2 separate regions of the Homo sapiens genome follow, and region 2 is linked to region 1. Evidence: chromatin loops called from intact Hi-C (ENCODE). Cell type or tissue: GM12878. All regions are shown on one strand. Links, peaks and the distances in the headings refer to the core of each region. The heading gives the core; the rest is flanking DNA.

What was found. Hi-C counts contacts between places; a loop is a spot of excess contacts. Peaks named below come from ENCODE experiments on the same cell type or tissue, not always from the same donor. Only the 100,000 strongest peaks of a DNase experiment are listed, where the experiment ranks them.
Region 2: it touches region 1 in a loop (2.8-fold over the local background); 3 of 110 quality-filtered maps call a loop at or near these places.

The regions. Positions count from the first base shown.
Region 1 is chrX:53,708,416-53,719,294 of GRCh38, reverse strand. No RefSeq gene overlaps it. Among named protein-coding and RNA genes, the nearest start is that of HUWE1, 27 kb to the right of the region's middle. RefSeq lists enhancers at 2,290-3,489, 4,267-4,496, 4,537-4,586, 6,512-7,011. In GM12878, for the core only: a CTCF peak has its summit at 4,601; DNase peaks (open chromatin) are centred at 2,624, 3,036, 4,314 and 4,904; H3K4me3 peaks cover 3,364 bases; H3K27ac peaks cover 3,644 bases.
Region 2 is chrX:53,762,381-53,773,259 of GRCh38, reverse strand. No RefSeq gene overlaps it. Among named protein-coding and RNA genes, the nearest start is that of HUWE1, 81 kb to the right of the region's middle. In GM12878, for the core only: no CTCF peak of the experiment used is centred there; no DNase peak of the experiment used is centred there.

The DNA.
Region 1 (10,879 bases), core at 2,239-7,238:
GAGACGGGTCTCACTCTGTCACCCAGGCTGGAGTGCAGTGGCACGATCTCAGCTCACTGCAACCTCTGTCTCCTGGGTTCAAGTGATTCTCCTGCCTCAGCCTCCCAAGTAGCTGGGATTACAGGCACTCACCATCACGTCCGGCTAATTTTTGTATTTTTAGTAGTGACAGGGTTTCACCATGTTGGCCAGGCTGGTCTCAAACCGCTGACCTCAGGTGATCCTCTAGCCTCAGCCTCCCAAAGTGCTAGGATTACAGGCATGAGCCACCGCACCCAGCCTTCTATCACTTTTAACTGAAAAAAATCTGAAATGATACAGTCCTCATGGTTGGGCAAACCATATTTAAATTATACTTTTAAGCAAACTCCAATATAGACAGTGCACAACAGTAGAAGGAAAACCAGATAACTGAAATTAAAACTACCATTTGGAGTTGGCAGACGGATGAGATGGTATATGGAAACTCTCTGTACTTCCTGCTCAATTTTTCTATGAACCTAAAACTGCTCTAGAAATAAAGTTCATTAATTTGAAAACAAACCAACAACAACAACAACAAGAAGACACCTACCATTTGGAAAAGGGAAGAGGAAACAGCACATAGCAGTCACTACCAGTCCAAAGTCCTGACTACACTGGGGTAGCAAAGATCCTCTTCCCTGATAGTAGAGTGAGTGCCTTGATCAACCAATCTCTCTGCTCCCAACTCTGGCTCTGTCTTGGGAGAATTCCTCTGGCCTGTTGTCCCTCTTGGTCCCATGGAAGATGATTATTGGGGAGAATTCTCCTTCTTGGGACTGTATCCACTTTAGTGGCCCATTTCTTGTTGGCAGGTTCAGTGTTTCTTAAAGTATGATCTGTGATACACCTGAATCAGAATCACCTGTGTAAAATGTACACTTCTGGACCTCATGCCTGAACTACTGAATCAGAATTGCTGGGAGTAGGGCCTAGGAATGTACATCTTACCAAGCATTGTAGGTGATTCTTATGCATACTATATTAAGAAACATTAGATTAAGCCTTTAGTCATCACTCCTCATGTCACACAAAGAAAAGTCCAATTTAGGTTTCAGTATTACTTCTTCTCATATTGAGAATCTCTTCTGAGACTGTCCTAACCTAATGTTTCTCAAACTAGGGTCCATGGTCTTCTGGGGATCCAAAAATGTATTCTCAGCTGTTCATAAATTCTTCAAATACATTTTAATTTTGTATTTTTCTTTTGATAATAATCTAAATACAACAATTATAAGCATGTTCTAGATTTGGATGACTGCCTTATAATTAAGTCCAGCCATATAGTTTTAGTACCCACATTGTCATTGGTTTTTTATTTTTGGAGATGGAGTCTCACTCTGTCTCCCAGGCTGGAATGCAGTGTGGGATCTTGGCTCACTGCAATCTCTGCCTCCCATGTTCAAGCAATTCTCATGCCTCTGCCTCCCGAGTAGCTGGGATTACAGGTGCCTGCCACCACATCGGGCTAATTTTTGTGTTTTTGGTAGAGACAGGGTTTCACCACGTTGGCCAGGCTGGTCTCAAACTCTTGACCTCAGGTGATCTGCCTGCCTCAGCCTCCCAAAGTGCTGGGATTACAGGTGTGAGCCACCGCACTCAGCCTGCCATTGCTTTTTATAATAAGGTTGGTATCACAGCCTAGTATTTCAGTTTGCAAGGGTGTAACAATGTCTATGCCCCCTATCCCTAGCTGGTGATGTACTAAATGTCCCAGTCCATGTCACAAAGTGTAGACATAGGAGCTCCTCTCTGACACCAGTAGATGTCCAGGGTGATCTAAAAGCACTCCTTCAAGTGCTGTGGCTAAAAGTTCTCACACGTTGGCTAGATGACTGTGGTACAAGGTCTCAAAGCACAGACAGCATATTGTTTCCATTTATGTGACAAGAGGGTAGTGATAAGGTGAGGTCCTAGAGTGCAGCAAGGACAACAGTTCTCTCATGTATTCACAGAGGCGTGGGTAGCAAGATCTTGAAGCACAAGTAACATAATGTTTCTATTCATGGGATGGATGCCCTTGAGACTCAGCTCCTGGCCATGGGTGTAAGTTTGGTTCTGTGGTCCAAATCAGTGTTTCTCATGGTACTACTCCTTCTGGTCCATTAGCCTGGCCCTTCTCAAGCCACTGACCAGCTACATTACTACACCCAGTGGCTGGTCTTCATTACCTTGAAGGACCAGTAAATGTTTCATTTTGTTCAGGATCTCGGCCTACTCCCAGGGACTCCTTGCCACAAGGTATTTGCCAAAATTTGAGCTTTCATAACCTGCTGCTACACTATGTTCTCAGTAAAAATCTTTGTGCCTACACACACACACACACACACACACACACACAATTCACTCTCCATCCCACGACCCTTTCCCAGATAAAATGGGATGGGTCATTTTCTAGAATTAGTACAAAAATTCCTACATGGTGGTTTCAGAGCTGACTGAATCATCAATCAAATGGCATCATCAAAGGCACAGGGGCTTTCATTCTTTTTTCTCTGCCTTCCTCTGCTGACAGCAGATGTTGCTTCCTGGTTGCAAGGTGGCTGTAGCAGTGCCAGCATTGCATGCAGACCACATCCTGTCAAGAAGAGGGGAGTTTCCTCCCATAAATCTCTTTTTATTACAAGGAAACCCTTTCCCAAAAGTCCCCAGAGACTTCCCCTCAGGTCCCAGGACTATGTCACATACCCATACCTAACCCAATCACTGTCAAGGAGCATGAGTCCATCAATTACTGGCATTGACCATTCAAGATTCCACCATCACCGCAACACAAGGCAAGGGTAGAGTCCTTTCCCTAAGCACATGACCACAACAGGACCAAGCCAACAAGGAAGAAGGGGGAGAAATGGATTTGGGCAGCCAGACAGCACTGTCTGCTTTACCCGCCTACCTCCATGTATGAATTGTTTGGTTCAAAGGGTGCTGCACAGGATTCCTCAGGGCTACACGTGAGTAGGCAGCTTGATAGGTGGCTGTCGCCCTCTTCTTACTTGAATTCACTACCCAACTCCCTCACTTTCTCATGGTTTAGATGAAGTTTTCCTCAATTTCATACAAAGCTGTATCCCTCAAGGGATTTGTTCTTGCCTTCTGTTCTGAGTGGGTAGAGGTGGGGAGGGGTTGTTCTCTGTCTACCCTGGAGTATGTGGGGATAATTTTTCTAACCAATTATTTTATAAGCAAGAAGTTATTTTGGTAGATCACTTTATCTGGATTAGCCCCACTTTGTGTCTACACCTTGTACACAGCAGAAAGGCCCAAGTTTCCTTACCACATGCTAGGAAATAGGTAGCTAGTGATGGCTCTCCAGGCAGCCCCAAGTTTTACGGCAGCACTCAGTCTCCTTAGCCTGCTGTTACCCTTGCTTTTGTTTTTTCTTATTCATAGTGAGCAGCAGTAATGGCTAAGTGGTAGGACCAAGGGTGGCTGAACACTGAGTGAAGTTTCCTGTAGTCTTGCCACCCTCACCCATTTCAAATCAGAGATCAGTGGGCAGCCAAGTGTAATATCCAAACACCTAGATGCAGCAGCAAAACCTATGGCACTAATTCATCCTTGTGGCATTTCAGGTATGTACCAAGAATGCCTCATATTTGTTCCACTGCTGTTTCTGACCAGATCTGAGCATCCCAAATATGTTTAATAAAAGTCAGTTAAATCCCTCTGGTTGTGGGTCTCTTCAGGGATGGTGAGACTCAATTTTGTGCTTCTGTACTCTCGCTGATCCAAGTACTGTTGTCAGCAAATGTGAATCTAGGTAAGAGTTGATAGACTAAGAATGTTAGAGCAGAAGTTCCCTAGAATTGTTATATCTACACTTCTTATCTTTGGAACTAAATGACTGCAACTAGAAACGATATTGTGGTGCCTGACTTTGTCCCCAGTTATGTTTAGGTGCAGCCCATCGAGTGATCAAAGGCAATGGCTTGCTGAGAAAAGTACAAGTCACTCTAAAAATCTCTCTCCCCACCCACCACTACCACCCACTCACCCCCAGACCACCCAAGTCAGGATGCCAGGCTCTCTAGACAAGGAAGTTGTATTCTCAGGACAACACCGATTGCTTTCTCTGAGTTGTACCAGGCACTGAAGCTCCTGGTACAGCTCCCCTCTCCTTTAGTCAGTTCTAATTTCCTCCAATCTTGCAGCAAAATATTAAGGCTCTGGAGGGAAACAGAGCTCTTGTTTCTTTCTTTGATCAGTTTCCTCAGCTCAGGGTCAGCCTACTCTGCCCCCAAATGAGGTAGCAATGACTAACTTAGTGCCACGTGACACCAAGCAGCCTCCAACTGTCAGCCTGTGCTGGGTCATTTGCTATTCTTTTTGGGTGTACATTTGAACCCACTTCCTCTGGTTGGGGACTTCCCCATCTTATGATTCTTGGAAGGAGGCAGATCCTACCTCCCTCTACATTCACTCTCCCTCACAGCTAGGGGGCTGGCACATACCCCAGCCCAGTCACTCTCAACTTTGCCTTAGGAGTTAAAGACAAAGATTCAAGGACCCTGGAAGAGTCTCTCTGTCAAGGCAGTGCTGGCATCTGCAGCAAGATAGAGCTCCCTGCAGGGTGTCCCTGGTGAAAACTGCAGACAAGTGCTCTGAGGTGCTGCTGCAGTGGGCTCCTCACCAGACCAGTTCTGCAGCGTGGTTTGAGTGTTGTTCCTGGCTGCAAACCTGCTTCTCCAGCCCGCCTACTGATTCTGGAAGCTGCCCAAATATCCTTTTAATGAATTCCTTTTCTGCCTAAATCATCTAGAGTCCAATTCTGTTGCTTGCAATCAAGGTTCTAGACTGATACGCACCTGTAACTCCTTCAGGAATTTGTCCTACTTCTGAGAAGTCCCAAAGGGCTTTGTCCCCAAGGACAGTTTCTATGACAAATCTACAAAGGGGATTCTCTGTAAATGCCCATTCTGTTATGAATACTAAAATTAGAGACCGTAAGGCTAGCCACCATTGTTCCATAGTATCTAGTTTAGTACCAGCGAGCACATATGTTCTAAGCAATGCTGGAAAGCCCCTTTCAAATAACTTTTGCCTTGGCAAAAGACGTTGTAATGCTTCTTGAAATAGTTTCATGATGTCATTTACGTAGTAGACCTGATTTCTGCGAACACATTATTTTGAAATGAGGATTTAAATTGTGCTTTGGCAGGAACTGAATATTCAAATGTAATGAGTTTAATTGATTATGAGAATGTTTCTTTTAAGATGATGCAATAACTGCCTGGTATTGAGCCTGCTGCTCCAGTGTGCACTAGTAGAAAGGCTTTCAAAATTGATCTTGGTACATTTGAAATCTGGTAAGCAATTGATTCTCTCTCTAAGCCTCAGTATAGAATCTAGTTCTAAGTGATAAGGCACTAACAATGCCCTGAAACCAGACCAAAATGGGTCTGCCTCTTGCTAGAGCTTTGAATTCCAGCCATGGGAGTATGACTGGGGAGAGATTCAACCTGTGGGGCCATCTCCTCCTCTCATGACTGCGTGGACCCACTTTCCCCATTTGTCTCTACCTGCTGTGCCCACTTCGGGAGGGCCAAAAGTGTGCTGTATTCGAGGCTGTACCAAAGATGTTACCAGAGCTGCTGAGCATCTGAGACTTAGCGGGTATAGAGGGTGTCTGCAGGCCAAAAATATATGTGCTGGCAAAGGAATCTTGGAGGGGCAAGAAACTGATCTATATCTTGATTGTGGTGGTGGTTATGACTCTAGGCATCTGTTTAAACTCATAGACCTGTACACTAATATGAGCAAATTTTACTGTATGCAAATTAAATATAAACCAGGCATGTCGATTTGCACGTGTAATCTCAGGTACTCGGGAGGCTGAAGTGGAAGGATTGCTTGGGGCCAGGAGTGCAAGAGCAGCCTGGGCCGCATAGCAAGACTGCCTCTAAAAAAAATTAATTAGGCCGGGCGCGGTGGCTCAAGCCTGTAATCCCAGCACTTTGGGAGGTCGAGGCCGGTGGATCATGAGGTCAGGAGACGGAGACCATCCTAGTTAACACGGTGAAACCCCGTCTCTACTAAAAATACAAAAAATTAGCTGGGCATGGTGGCAGGCTCCTGTAATCCCAGCTACTCGGGAGGCTGAGGCAGGAGAATGGCGTGAACCCAGGAGGCGGACCATGCAGTGAGCCGAGATCGCGCCACTGCACCCCAGCCTGGGCGACAGAGCGAGACTCCGCCTCAAAAAAAAATTAATTAATTAAACATAAATTTTAAAACAAGAATATGTGTGCTGGAATATCCACTTTCCACATGTGAATTGCCGTACAGTGGCACAGTGTGCAGGCACATGACCACAGTGTCTCCAATCTAATCTGGAAGCATTATGTGGCTCAGTTCACACTTCAATACCCAGCTCAATTATATAATTCTTTTTTTTTTTTTTAAGACAGCGTCTCACTCTGTCACCCAGTCTGGAGTAGAGTGGTGCCATTAAAGCTCACTGCAGCCTCAAACTCCTGGGCTCAAATGATCCTCCTGACTCAATCTCCTGAGTAGTTGGGACTTTGGGTGCATGCCACTGAGCCCAGCTAATTTTTAAAACCTTTTGTAGAGACAAGGTCTCACTTTTTTGCCCAGGCTGGTCTCAAACTCTTGGGCTCAAGTGATCCTCCCGCCTCAACATCCTAAAGTGCTGGATTTGCAGGCATCAGCCACCATGCCCAGCCTCAATTATGTAATTTTTTTTTAATAGAGACAAGGTCTCCCTATGTTGCCTAGGCTGGTCTTGAACTTCTGGGCTTAAGGGATCCTCCCTCCTCAGCCTCCCAAAGTGTTGGGATTACAGTCATGAGCTACCGTGCCTGGCCCCAATTATGTAATTCAAAAATTTGTGAGTGACTGCCCACTTTAGGGCAGAGAATTAACATGTGTGAGGAAGGTACGGGGCTTGGTTTTCTTGTGGGCTCCTACTGAAGGCCAAGAGAATCTGCTCCTGGCTGGGCTCGGTGGCTCATGCTTGTAATCCCGGCACTTTGGGAGACCAAAGCAGGAAGATCACTTGAGCTCTGGAGTTCAAGACTAGCCTGGGGAACATGGTGAGACCCCCCCATCTCCACAAAAAGTAAAACAATTAGCCAGGTGTGGTGGCATGCACCTGTGGCCCCGGTGACTCGAGAGGCTAAGCTGGGAGGATCACTTGAGCCAGGGAGGTCAAGGCTGCAGTAAGCTGTGATTGTGCCACTGCACTCCAGCCTAGGCAACAGACTGAGACCCTGTCTCAAAAAAAAAAAAAAAAAAAAAAAAAAAAAAAGCATCTGTTCTATAGTACTATTCCTAGAACCTAAAAACTGACATCTTATGTGTATTGATGAAAAACTTGGTGGGATCACCAAATGCTAAGAAAATGTTGTTTGTAATCAACAGTCCACAAAGACCCAAATTCCCGGTCATAGAACCAACTTTCCCCAAAAGTTTTGTGGGGTGGCTGCATTCCTACCATTCTCCTGCTTTGTTGGCAAAGCCCTGGTCTCTGTTCATCTCCAGCTGCTGTGCCATGCAACTCTTGGTTGACCTCTGAGCCCAGTAGTTTTCAACCTTGGCTATAGTTTAGAATTGCCTGGGGAGCTTTTAAAAACCTCATAATCTGGCCACCACCCAGACCAATTAGATAAGAATCTCTGGAATGTGGGGCATAAGCATGAGTATTTTTTAAAACCCCTCAGGTGATTTCTATACTTTTGAAAGAGGGCAAGTTTCTATTTCGCGTGCCGGTAGGAACATAGGAAGAGGTATGTATTCGTCTGCTCAGGCTGCTGTATCAAAATACCACAGACTTGGTGGCTTAAACAGCAGAAACTGGGCTGGGCGCGGTGGCTCACACCTGTAATCCCAGCACTTTGGGAGGCCGAAGCGGGCAGATCACGAGGTCAAGAGATCGAGACCATCTTGGCCAACATGGTGAAACCTCGTCTCTACTAAAAATACAAAAAATTAGATGGGCGTGGTGGCGCCCTGTAGTCCCATCTACTCGGGAGGCTGAGGCAGGAGGATCGCTTGAACCTGGGAGGCAGAGGTTGCCGTGAGCCGAGATCATGCCACTGTACCCCAGCCTGACGACAGAGCGAGACTCCATCTCAAAAAAAAAAAAAAAAAAAAAACAAAACAGAAATTGATATTCTCACAGTTCTGGAGGCTGGATGTCCAAGATCAAGCTGCTGCCAGCCTGGTTGCTTTCCTCTGAAGCCTCTCTCTCTCCTTGGCTTACAGATGGCCTCTCTCTTGCTGCCTCTTCACATGGTTGTCTCTCTGTTGTCTCTCTTTGTAACCTCATCTCCTCTTCTTATAAGGACACCAGTCAGATTGGATGAGAGCCCACTTCAACAGCCTCGTTTTAACTTAATTCCCTCTTTAAAGGCCATGTGTTTCCAAATACAGTCACATTCTGAGGTACTAGGGGTTAAAGCTTCCACATATGAATTTTGAGGGGGCACCATTTAGCTCATAACAAGGGAGATCATGGTTCCTCTAATAATCTTCACACTTTTTTTTTTTTTTTGAGACGGAGTTTCGCTCTTGTTGCCCAGTCTGGAGTGCAGTGGCGCGATCTCAGCTCACTGCATCCTCTGCCTCCTGGATTCAAGCGATTCTCCTGCCTCAGTCTCCCGAGTAGCTGGGGCTACAGGCGCCCACCACCACACCTGGCTACTTTTTGTATTTTTAGTAGAGACGGGATTCTCCATGTTGGTCAGGCTGGTCTCGAACTCCTGACCTCAAGTGATCCACCTGCCTCGGCTTCCCAAAGTGTTGGGATTACAGGCATGAGCCACCACGCCCAGCCAATCTTCACACTTGTGTTATCTTAACCTGTTGTTTTTGATAGCCAAAGCCATGGGCCATTAGAAATGTGGCTGCCTGCATCAGGGATAGAAGACTAGAGTTCAGCAGGCCAGTCCAGGTTCTACTTTCGTGAAACCATTCTCCCAATATCAACTACTGCTTCTCTTAGCACTAACACTGGGACAGTTCTGCTTTGCCTCCAAAAAACTCTGAAGTGGATCAGAGTAGGACATTAATTAAATTAACTCCAAGTTCCCTGCTGCATCCCAGGCTGTAAAAGCTATCCCTGTTGTATTTCCCATCCTGAATTATGCCCAGCCACATTTTCCAATGGAGTTCACCAGAAGTTGCATGTTCAGCCCAAATGATAGCATTAAAATGTTCCAAATAATATATAAATGTCCAAATTTGAACAATACAAAGTCTCTCCACTTATGAAAATCTTGGGAGAAAGATTAATTCCAAAATGCCAGAGAAATTTAAATCCAAAACTATTTCCTCCCCGATTTCTGTTTCTGCTCAGTCTCAGCTAGAAGGATCTTGCTCTGAGGTGTGGAGAGATTGGAGGTTCCTTCGGCTACTGCAACCTGGGCTCTCATCCACTGAAATCGGTGAAGTTCCTGTAGGACCTTCAAGACAAAATTAATCCAGTGTCAAGATTCTCATATGTCCCACTTTCTAAGAGTTCAAAGAGTTAATTGGGCACATAAGATTTTCCCAGCATCAATGACACATGCACAAAATTTAGAAGAAAACAACGCAAAAAAGCAATCAGACAAATCTCGTAAGTGGAACAGTCTGCAGAACTATTGGCTTGGTATCTTCAGCAAAGTGGTATCATTAAAAACTGGTGTCTGTTCTAGATTAAAAGAGACTTAAGGGACATAAACCAGATGCAATGCATGGTCTGGATTGGGTACTGATTTGGATGAAACAACTGTATAGGACATTTTTAGGTCATTTGGGAAAATATGAATAGAAGCAGGGTGTTAGAAGGGTTGGAAATGTACTGAAATAGCAAAAGGGAGGTTAATGATTGAAAAAAACAGACTGAAGAACATTATGTGTAGTATGATCTCAGTTTGGTAATAAAATAAAAGCATGCATAGACACACATGAACAGATCCTGTAGGTTATACACTAAGGTCTTACAGTGGTGATCTCTGGGAGGTGGAAATTTTACTTATTTATTTATTATATTTCTGCTTCTCTATATTTTCTAATTTTCTACAATGCATATATACTGCTTCTGTATTAATAAAAGGTTAATCAAAGAAAAAAATTCTTGGAGGCCGGACATGGCGGCTGACACCTGTAATCCCAGCACTTTGGAAGTCCAAGGCAAGAGGATCCCTTGAGGCCAGGACTAGGCAACATAATGAGACCCCATCTCTACAAAAAATTGAAAAAATTAGCCAGACATGGTGGCTTGCACCTGTAGTCCCAGCTACTCAGGAGGCTGAGGCAAGAGGATCGCTTTAACCCAGGAGTTTGAGGCTGCAGTATGATCGTGCCACTGCATTCCAGCCTGGGTGACAGAGTGAGACTCCACTTCAAAAAAGAAATTTTTAAATTCTTAGAAGTCACAAGCAGGGCCAGGCGCACTGGATCACACCTGTAATCCCAGCACTTTGGGAGGCCGAGGCAGGGGGATCACTTGAACTCTGGAGTTTGAGACCAGCCTGGGCAACATGGCAAAACCCTGTCTCTACAAAAAAATACAAAATTAGTCCGGCGTGGTGGCACACGTCTGTAGTCCCAGCTACTCAGGAGAGGCTGAGGTGGGAGGATTGCTTGAACCCAGGAGGTACAGGCTGCAGTGAGTTGTGATCGCCACTGCACTCCAGCCTGGGCAACAGAGGGAGACCCTGTCTCAAAAAAAAAAAAAAAGTAACAAGCAAACCTCAACCCCAAAGCAGTTATTATAAGTAAAATTATGGTACTAGAAACCAGTACATAAAATACTGTACTGGTATATCAGACCCACATTGCTGACAGAAAGCAAAGCTTATAGCAGAGACAATGATCTCTGGGGGAAAGAAGAATAAACATAGCAAACGTGAGA
Region 2 (10,879 bases), core at 2,640-7,639, 54 kb before region 1:
AAACCAGGAACTGTCTGTAGCTTAAGAATATTGTTTGCAGCTGGGTGTGGTGGCTCACGCCTGTAATCCCAGCACTTTGGGATGCCAAGGTGGGTGGATCACCTGAGGTAAGGAGTTCGAGACCAGCCTGACCAACATGGTGAAACCCCCTCTCTACTAAATGCAAAAAAATTAGCCAGGCATGGTGGTGCATACCTGTAATCCCAGCAACTTGGGAGGCTGAGGCAAGAGAATCACTTGAACCTGGAGGCAGAGGTTGCAGTGAGCCAAGATCGCACCATTGCACTCCAGCCTGGGCAACAAAAGCAAAACTCTGTATAAAAAAAAAAAAGGGCGACTGGCCGGGCAGAGGGGCTCCTCACTTCCCAGGCCGCCCCGTCCGGGAGGTGAGGGGCGCCTCTGCCCGGCCGCCCCTACTGGGAAGTGAGGAGCCCCTCTGCCCGGCCAGCCGCCCCGCCCGGGAGGGAGGTGGGGGGGGGTCAGCCCCCCGACCGGCCAGCCGCCCCGTCCGGGAGGGAGGTGGGGGGATCAGCCCCCCACCTGGCCAGCCGCCCCGTCCGGGAGGTGAGGGGCACCTCTGCCCGGCCGCCCCTACTGGGAAGTGAGGACCCCTCTGCCCGGCCAGCCGCCCCGTCCGGGAGGGAGGTGGGGAGGTCAGCCCCCCGCCCGGCCAGCCGCCCTATCCAGGAGGTGAGGGGCGCCTCTGCCCGGCCGCCCCTACTGGGAAGTGAGGAGCCCCTCTGCCCGGCCACGACCCCATCTGGGAGGTGTGCCCAGCGGCTCATTGGGGATGGGCCATGATGACAATGGCGGTTTTGTGGAATAGAAAGGCGGGAAGGGTGGGGAAAAAATTGAGAAATCGGATGGTTGCCGGGTCTGTGTGGATAGAAGTAGACATGGGAGACTTTTCATTTTGTTCTGTACTAAGAAAAATTCTTCTGCCTTGGGATCCTGTTGATCTGTGACCTTATCCCCAACCCTGTGCTCTCTGAAACATGTGCTGTGTCCACTCAGGGTTAAATGGATTAAGGGCGGTGCAAGATGTGCTTTGTTAAACAGATGCTTGAAGGCAGCATGCTCGTTAAGTGTCATCACCACTCCCTAATCTTAAGTACCCAGGGACACAAACACTGCGGAAGGCCGCAGGGTCCTCTGCCTAGGAAAACCAGAGACCTTTGTTCACTTGTTTATCTGCTCACCTTCCCTCCACTATTGTCCTATGACCCTGCCAAATCCCCCTCTGCGAGAAACACCCAAGAATGATCAATAAAAAAAAAAAAAAAAAAAAAAAAAATTTCAAAAAAAAAAAAAAAAAAAAAGAAGAATGTTGTTTGCACTATTGTCCATAATTCCTCACCTCTGGTTCGCTTTTTAATCCTTTTTTCGTCTGTCACCTCTTAACCCATTGTATTTTGCCTTCCACTTTTTCCTTCTTAAGCCACTGTCATTTGCCATCCACTCCCACTACTCCATGGAAAGTGCTCATCACCAGTGGTCTTGTTGCTAAATCTGGTGGATTTAAATCAGACCTTGTCTGAGTAACATTTGGCACTGTTGAGCTCTCCCCTCCATTTGGAAGGAGATTTGCCCTTGGTTTCTGTGACACTGCACTCTCCTGGCTTTACTCTTTACTCTCTGGCCACTACTTCTCAGTTCCTTTTGTGGGCCCCTGTTTCTCGGCCCTTTTGGTAAATGTTTTTGTTTGATAAGGTTATGTCCAGCCCTTTTCTCTTCTCATTCTGTGCGGTCTTGGTAGACGACCTCACCCATTCCTATAGCTTTGATAACCATCTGCATGTTGATGGTTCCCAACTCTATCGCTCCAGCCTACATTTCTTTCCTGCATTTCATATCCATATGCCCAACTGTAGCAGGACAAGCCACAGACAAAACCCCTCAGACATCGAGTTAAAGAAGGAAGGACTTTATTTGGCTGGGAGCATCGGCAAGACTCACGTCTCAAAAACCGAACTCCCCGAGTGAGCAATTCCTGTCCCTCTTAAGGGCTTACAACTCTAAGAGGGTCCATGTGAGAGGGTAGTGAACGATTGAGCAAGCAGGGGGTACATGACTGGGGACTGCATGCAGCGGTAATTAGAATGGAACATAACAGGACAGGGATTTTCACAGTGCTTTTCCATACAATGTCTGGAATCTATAGATAACATAACTGGTTTAGGTCAAGGGTCAATCTTTAACCATGCCCAGGGTGTGGCACCGGGCTGTCTGCCTGTGGATTTCATTTCTGGCTTTTAGTTTTTACTTCTTCTTTATTTGGAGGCAGAAATTGGGCATAAGACAATATGGAGGGGTGGTCTCCTCCCTTACAACTGCCTCCTGGAAATCTCCCCTTGGACATTCCAGACACTTAAAATTTGGCAGGTCCAAAATTGAATTCAGTATTTTCCCCAGAAACCTGTTCCTCTTTGGGTGTTCTCTGTCTCAGTGGATGGTTCCATCATCCACTCAGCTACCTCAGCCATTAAACCCAGGCTTCCTCTCCGACCCACTCTGTCAACCATCACATACAATCCATCACTAATCATGTTGATTTTTATCTCCTAAATATTCTATATGTCAGAGATTTGACACACAGGCTTATGGACCCTTGAGGATTCCAAAGCATTCATGAATGTGCTGAATTGTAGACAAAATTTGGTCTACAATATCTAGTGGCATTTTTCTGGGGAGAGTGTGCAGGCCATGGCTTCCATTCACAGACAGGTCTATGACTGAACAAAAGGTTTAGAACCACTTCTCCAAATGCATCCATTCCTCCTCATCCATCCTCCCACCCTGACCAGATGTAGTCACTACAGAGGACTATGTCTCCCAATAACAGCCTCTTTGCTCTCTTAACAGCTGCAAATAAGGAGGGGATCTTGCTGTGGCCATGGGCAGAGGCCAGCAGTGCTGGATGCTCTGTGCCCCAGGTGTGCCATTGTGGCCTGCTCCCCTCCCCACATGTCCACAGGTCACTTACTCTTTTTTCCTTTTCCTCCCCTCCCCCATCTCTCTTTCTTCATCTTCTTTTCTCTTTCGCTCATTCTCTTTCCCTTCCCCAGCTTGTCTCATGCTTCCTTAACGCTCTGATTGTAGGGCATTGGGATCTTTGACACACATAGCTTGAAGCCTCTTAAAACCAAGACTAGAGGCAGCATTCACCCTGCTCATTGGCTCCCACTGGCAGAGCCCTCAACACCCCCTCCATGGAAGAGGAAAGGGAAGTGGGAGGGAGGCTGAGCTTGGAGATGTGGGGCCAGTAATTAGGGAGACCTCAGCCCCAAGAATAGCTGTAGTGTTAGGAGGAATATGGGGGGCAGCTCAAAGAATCATAGACCCGAAAATCCTTGATTAAAACTTAAAGTTGGGAAGACATTTTACGTTCTCTAACCTGATCTTTCCCCCATCTCTTACAGACGGTGCTTGATTCCTTTTTTTCCTCAACTCATATTTCCAACAACAAGTCCTATTGGCTTTACCTCAAAATATATTCCACTCTGTTCTATTGATCTCTGTATGCATTCTTTCTTTAACACCACGGTGATTATTATAAAATGTATATTTGGTCTTCCCCATTTCCTGACATACAACTCCTAAAATCCTTTAAAATCTCCAAAGTGATGTCTTTTTATATGTCAATGAGTTGGCTGATGGCCAACAGCCCCTAGGTAGCTTCAGGATTGGGGATTGGTCCCCAAAAAACCAAGGCAGGATTAGAGAGTTGGGACTTTCAGCCCCATTTCCCCACCTCAGGGGAGGGGAGAGGGGCCCGGAAGGTTCAGCTGATCACCAATGACCAATGATTTAATCAATCATGTCTGCATAATAAAGCCTCCATAACAACCCAAAAGGCCAGAGCTTGGGGAGATTCCAGATAGCAAAACACGTGGAGACTCCTGGAGGGTGGCACACTCGGAGAAGGCATGAAGCACTGTGCCCCTTCCCACAGGCCTTGCCCCATGCATCTTTTCATCTATATCCCTTGTAATATTCCTTATAATAATCCAATACCCTTTTGCTGCCTGACCGCTGCCATCATGGGTCACATGCATGCTCCTGGTGGCTGACGCTGACTTCCGATGACGTGAAGGAGCAGATTGACAAACTGGCCAAGGGCCTGACTCCCTCATGAATCAGATAAGGATGCTAAATGCTATCTGATTCTGATAGAGAGCCGGATTCATCATTTGGCCCGATATTATAACACCAAGTGAGTCCTCCCTCTTGATTGGAAATATGAGTCATCCACAGCCTCTGCCCTGGTCGCATAAATTGTCTATGTACTCAAGCAATAAAATCATTGTTTAACTGAAAAAAAAAACAAAAAATCTAATCAATATAAGTAAGTGTTTCCTTGAATTCTGTGAACTACTCTAACAAATTCATGGAACTCAGTGAGGGGGTTGTGGAAACCCAATATATAGCCAGTTTGTCAAAAACACTGATACAATAACCTGGAGCTTCCGAGTCACATCTGAAGGCGGAGGTGGGGATCAGGGAGGGGATGTGACAATCTTGGAGACAGCTCTCAACCTGTGAGATCTGACGCCATCTCCGGGTAGTTAGTATCAAAATTACATAAAATTAGAGGACATTCATCTGGTGTCCACTAGAAAACTGATTGCTCATTTAGTGTGTGTACTCCCACACATCTGGTCACAGAAACCTTTGTTGATTGTTCTGTGAGAGCAGAGCAAAATCAGTTTGTATTTTTCCACATTCAATCACACTGTCTTCTGTACTGTAGCTTTATAGTACTGTGGGGTCTTGACATTAGATAATGCGAATCCTCCAACTTTTTTTTTCAGTATTGTGTTGGTTTTGCTAGGTCTTTTGCTTTTCCATAAAAACTTGAGAATCATTTTGTCTATGTCTACAATATAGCTTGCTGAGATTTTGATTGAAATGATACTGAATGTATACGTTAAGTTGGAAAGAAATGACATCCTAAAAGCATTGAGTCCTCTTCGTCATGAACATGGAATGGCTCTCCCTTTATTTAGATTTCTTTGATTTCATTAATCTGTGTTTTGTAGTTTTCTAGATTTGGGTCCAGTATATATTTTATTATATTTATTCCTAAGTATTTCATTGTTTTGCTGCTGTTGAAAATAGTATTGCTTTCCTAAAATTTGAAATTCTAATTGTTCATTGCTGGTATATAGGAAATCAACTGATTTTTTGTGTATCGACCTTGTACCCTGTGACCTTGCTATATATATTCTTATTAGTTCCAGGAGTGGTGCCCACCCCCAGAGATTATTTGGGATTTTCTATCATCCCACAAATTTTAATAAATTGCAGTTTTATTTTCATTTAATTTGAAATATTTAAAAATTTATCTTGAGACTTCTTCTTTGACCTATATGTTATTTAGAAATTTGTTATTTAATTTCCAGATATTTGGGGATTTCCCAGCTGTCTTTCTGTTACTGGTTTCTGTTTTATTTCTATTGTGGTCTGAGAGCATACTTTGTATGATTTCTATTCTTTTAAATTTGTGGGTTTTTTTTTTTTTTTTTTTTTGGAGACAGGGTCTCAATCTGTCACTCATGATGCTGGAATGCAGTGACATAATCATAGCTCACTACAACCTCGAAATCTTGGCCTCAAGGGATCCTCCTCCCTCAGCCTCCTGAGTAGCTGGGACTACAAGTGTGCACCATCATGCCCACCTAATTTTTTATTTTTAATTTTTTTGTTGAGACAGGGTCTCGCTATATTTCCCAGGCTAGTCTTGAACTCCTGGCCTCAAGCGATCCTCCTACCTCAGCCTCCCCAAAGTGCTGAGATTACCAGTGTGATCACCACACTCGGCCTTTTGAATTTGTTAAGATGTGTTTTATGGCCCAGAATACAGTCTATCTTGGTTCATGTTCCATGTCAGCTTGAGAAGAATGTGTATTCTGCTGTTATTGGATGGAGTCTCTATAAATTTCAATGGGATCAATTTGATTGGTAGTGCTGCCCAGGTAAAAATCTATTCCAAAACTGTCCACATATCTTTCTCCACAATCACTATCCTAGCCCAAGCTCTCATGGTCTCTTGCCTGGACTGTCTAACTGGTCTCATAACTAGCTTCCTAGATGGCCTTCTTGTTTCCAGTTTTGCTCCCACTAAAACTCATTCTCCACACATCAGACAGAGTAAGCTTTAAAATACAAAATTCAGATCACGTCACTCCCAGCTCAAAACCCTCCAATGGCTTTTCATTGTACCTCGAATAAAAGCTAAATCCCTTCCATGGCTGACATGGCCCTACACTAGCTTACTCCAGAACTTCTTTCCTACCTCATCTAGTACCAGTCTTTCCTCTTGCTGCCTCCAGTTGGACTTCTTTCTGGATTCCCTTAAATACACCAAGCTCATCTGTCACCCTGGGATGCCATGCCTCTGGGTCCTCATGAAATGACTGATGTCTTCTTGTCATTCAAGCTCACCTCAACTCTCACCTCCATGGAGAATCCTTCCCTGACTAAACTATTTCATCTTGTTCTCCACCCTCACCCCATTACACTACCCTTTGTCCTTTTTTTAAAATTGTTTTCAAAGTATTTTTGACTTTGTGAAATGACTTTTGTTCATGTATTTATTTGATTGTTTGTGACTGTCATCCTCTCTCTAAAATGTGAGATCTAGGAGAGCAGGGACCTTCTTCACCACTCAGTAGCCAGCACCTAGAACAGTGCCTGACACCTCACTCTCCTGATTTAAGGACTGAACATAGGTGAGACAGGGAGAATGAGAGCGAGTCTAGTTCCAGGCAAGTAGAAAGTGGCCAGATCAGGGAAGAAGGAATAGCAGAGGAAATGGGAACACACTCTCATTCATGTTTTTGCCACCATTATCAACCTGTAGGTCATTACTATAATGAATGAACTCCCACAATTTTCAGTCTTTCCTTCAGTATATTATTAATTAAATTCCAAGCAATTCTAGATTGTATCTACCATTTTGCTAGGGCTGGACAGATCCACTAAAGTAGTTCTCCATCTATTTTTCATTATTGCCCCCTAAAATGTTAATATCACAGGTATATTATATATTTAATAACTATTTGCATATTTGCAATTTATACCTAGAAAGAGTAAGTATAAAAGTTACTCTTTTTATTCGATACAGGGTTAAGAATAACTAAATAAAAGTTTTAATTAATTTAGGAATATAAAAAACTATTAACATTTAATTTTATAACTGTATCTGCCAAGCAACTTTAAATATAATTTATTTACCTATATAGATTTTAATGTGTCAAATTATATATGTATATTAGCAACTTGTATAACTACATAATAACAATAACTTTGTAAGTTAAATTTTAAAAATTATCCCGTTTTATTTTTCCAGAAAATATGTAATAATTTTAAAATTTATTTCTTAAAAATTATTGTTAGTAAAAGTAACTTTTAACTTTTGCTTGTTAGAAAAAATAACTTTTAAATAAGGCCTACTATTTGATAGTATAGCAGGATGACTATAGTCGATAATAACCTAACTGTACATTTAAAAATAACTAAAAGAGTGTAATTGGATTGCTTGTAACTCAAAGGATAAATGCTTGAGGGGATGGTTTCCCCATTCTTCCTGATGTGCCTATTTCACATTGCGTGCCTGTATCAAAATATCTCCTGCATCCCATAAATATATACACCTACTATGTACCCACAAAAATTAAAAATTAAAAAATGTTTTTAAAAACAAAATAACTTTTAATATAGCTAGCTGCAGATAGTCGTTCACGTATTGTTGACATTCTTTCTGTTCAGTACTTAACACAATTAGTGATGAACTGAATGATTTTTGTACAATTAAATTTACTCTATTTATATTTAATTATCAAAACTTGAGTAGCAGATAAAAACACTGAAGATCAAGCATAAATTAGGTAATGGCAGACAATAGGCAGCAGGTCAACTCTTGCAATAGGACTTTAAGAATTAGTACTTGAAAGAAAGTCCTCCAATCAGAATCATTTATTCAACACGGCTCTATATCACTGATCTTCCATACATTTAGCATATCTTCAGTAAAATCAATGTCAGTGCTTTTCATGTGATACCCAAGAAAACCCAGCAAGACAAACTATATACTAAGGAATGAGATTTTGTCAAGTAAGGCTGAGCTTTAGAGGGCCACAGTCCATTCCAATAGCAGAGATTTTTTTCTGATGAAGGACAAACTTTCACTTGTTTTGGATGATATCACCTCCTTTGAAAATGAATGCCCTAGAGTAGTATTTTGCCTTGACTGAATAAAACAAGATAGAATATGAATAATGGGTAGCCAGAAAACAAAAAGGAAAGAAAACAAGAAGTACTTAGTAGAGACCAGCCCTTTATGAGGGCAAAATAGATAGCAAGCTTTTCCCTAAATTAACACTTCCAAAAGTGCCTTGTTCCAACATAATGCTACTAAAGTATATGTAATCACTATTCACTCCTTCTTTAAAAGGATATTATCTCAAATCTTATCCTCTATTATCTCTGGCTCTAAGTCCAAGAATTTAGGTGATATCCTTTCCTCTTCCAGTCACCTTGCGATTTCTTCTAGATATGCTGCAAGCTATAAACTAAATTGTACGTTGAACCACTACTCACACACTATATTCTACAATATATAGTGTGAAGATAAAGAAAGAGAATGGAAGTAAGTGTATGTATATGCATATATACAAACAAACACACACACACACACACACACAGAGAGAGAGGGAGAGAGAGAGAGAGAGAGCAAAGAAGGAAATAAGGAAACTGCTTGTAGTCCTTATTACATCTTGTCCAGAGACCAGAGCTGGTGTTTCTGACTTCCCTTTCTCTCTATTAAATCCATAGGTTCCCCTTGCTTTAACAAGTACCTTAGCTGGTCATGGTTATTTTCTTGGTAAGGCGAGGCTCTTTGTGGTCCTGTATGTGTATGGCTACTGTATTCTTTGGCTAACCTTTATCACTGGATGTGGTGGGAATGAAAGCACCCGGGTGATTTCCCGGGACTCATAAAAGGTACATTGAGTCCTTCTCCACAGGCCCAGTAATCTTGAACATGCCTTGTTCGAGTTGTGTATTATGCTCCTAAGGGACTCTAGAAGTTGTCTCCGCAATGATTATGTGGAATCTGAGCTTTCAGAAGTCCCACCTTTATTGAGTCATTAAAATCTGCATGAACTTTTGCCATTGGACATGGCAGAACTAGGGTCACACAGTGAATCCCCTAGGTCCCAGAAAATGCTCTCCCCAATCCCGTTGTGTAGCAGACTCCCCATTTCCCCTTGATAATTAAGATCACTCATCCCAGCCAACATAGGAACCTCACTCTCCCCATTTTTGCCCATTGATTCCATGGCATGAGGAACTCCAGATGGCCAGATGGAAGTCTTAACTTCCTATGAATCAAAAGTTTTGCAAGTTTTACTAATCGAATTGGTGTCAGGTGTTACTCCCATTTCTACTCTTTGGTTTCTAGACATACAATATTCTGTTTATGGGATAAAAAGCAGCATATATGGGTTGTTAATCCAGAGAACATACTGAATTCTATAGAATGGCATTTAGATCTCACAAACTATTTCCTAATTGTCACCATAACCATATAGTCCATAGGCCATTCCACCTTTCTGTAAGAGCAATTGTTTATAGGTGATTGTCTATGTCATATGAACAGAGAACCTCATAGTCATGAGACCATTATCTTATGTCTTTCACTGTGAAATGTGTTCCTTGATCAGAAAAAAATATTGCATGGGATATTGCAGTGGTATATAAGCTGTATAAAGTAATTAGAAAATTGAAGGATGATGGTGCTGATAGACGCACTGTAGGAATGGAAGGCAAATACATTCCAGAATACGTGATTATTTCAGTGAGGATAAATTAATGCCAGTTCCATGATGGAGGGGATCCGATGCAATACTCCTGTCATTCAAAGACTTGGTCTCTCTAGGCAATGGTGACATATTGGGGTTTCTGCTGTTGAGAGACTGGGCACTCAGCAGTGTTGATAGCCAAGGCAACATAAGTGAAGGTAAATCAATGTTGAACTGGTGCATAACATCCATCCCTTCTACTATGATAATTTTGTTCATTGGCTCATTGAACAAGCACTGCGTGTCTGGAGAAGAGGTTGACAGATTTCCAAGGGCTGGGTAATCATGCTCCTTTTGGTGAGTACTCACGTGGGACACAGATATCCCCACACAACCCATCCTGAGAGATCTGTCCACTTGCTCCACATATATATGCAGGCAAAGCAATTAGAACTGTGCCTTGCACATAATGAGTACTCTAGGTATTTTATTACATGGTCATTATTGCTATCAATTCTCCAATCTCGTTCCTTCCCAGTCTCTATCTGGCAGACGCAATCTGTATTGATCAGTGCCCCTGGCCAGGTCGCTTTCTGGACAGAGACCAACCACATGCACGGCTGTTGAGGTTATATATATAACTTTAAATTCTAAGGTACATGTGCACAACGTGCATGTTTTGTTACATATGTATACATGTGCCATGTTGGTGTGCTGTACCCATTAACTCGTCATTTACATTAGGTACATCTCCTAATGCTATCCCTCCCCCCTGCCCCCACCCCACAACAGGCCCCAGTGTGTGATGTTCCCCTTCCTGTGTCCAAGTGTTCTCATTGTTCAGTTCCCACCTATGAGTGAGAACATGCGGTGTTTGGCTTTTTGTACTTGCAATAGTTTGCTGAGAACAGGCAACCTACAGAACGAGAGAAAATTTTTGCAATCTACTCATCTGACAGAGGGCTAATATCCAGAATCTACAAAGAACTCAAACAAATTTACAAGAAAAAAACAAACAACCCCATCAAAAAGTGGGCAAAGGATATGAACAGACACTTCTCAAAAGAAGACATTTA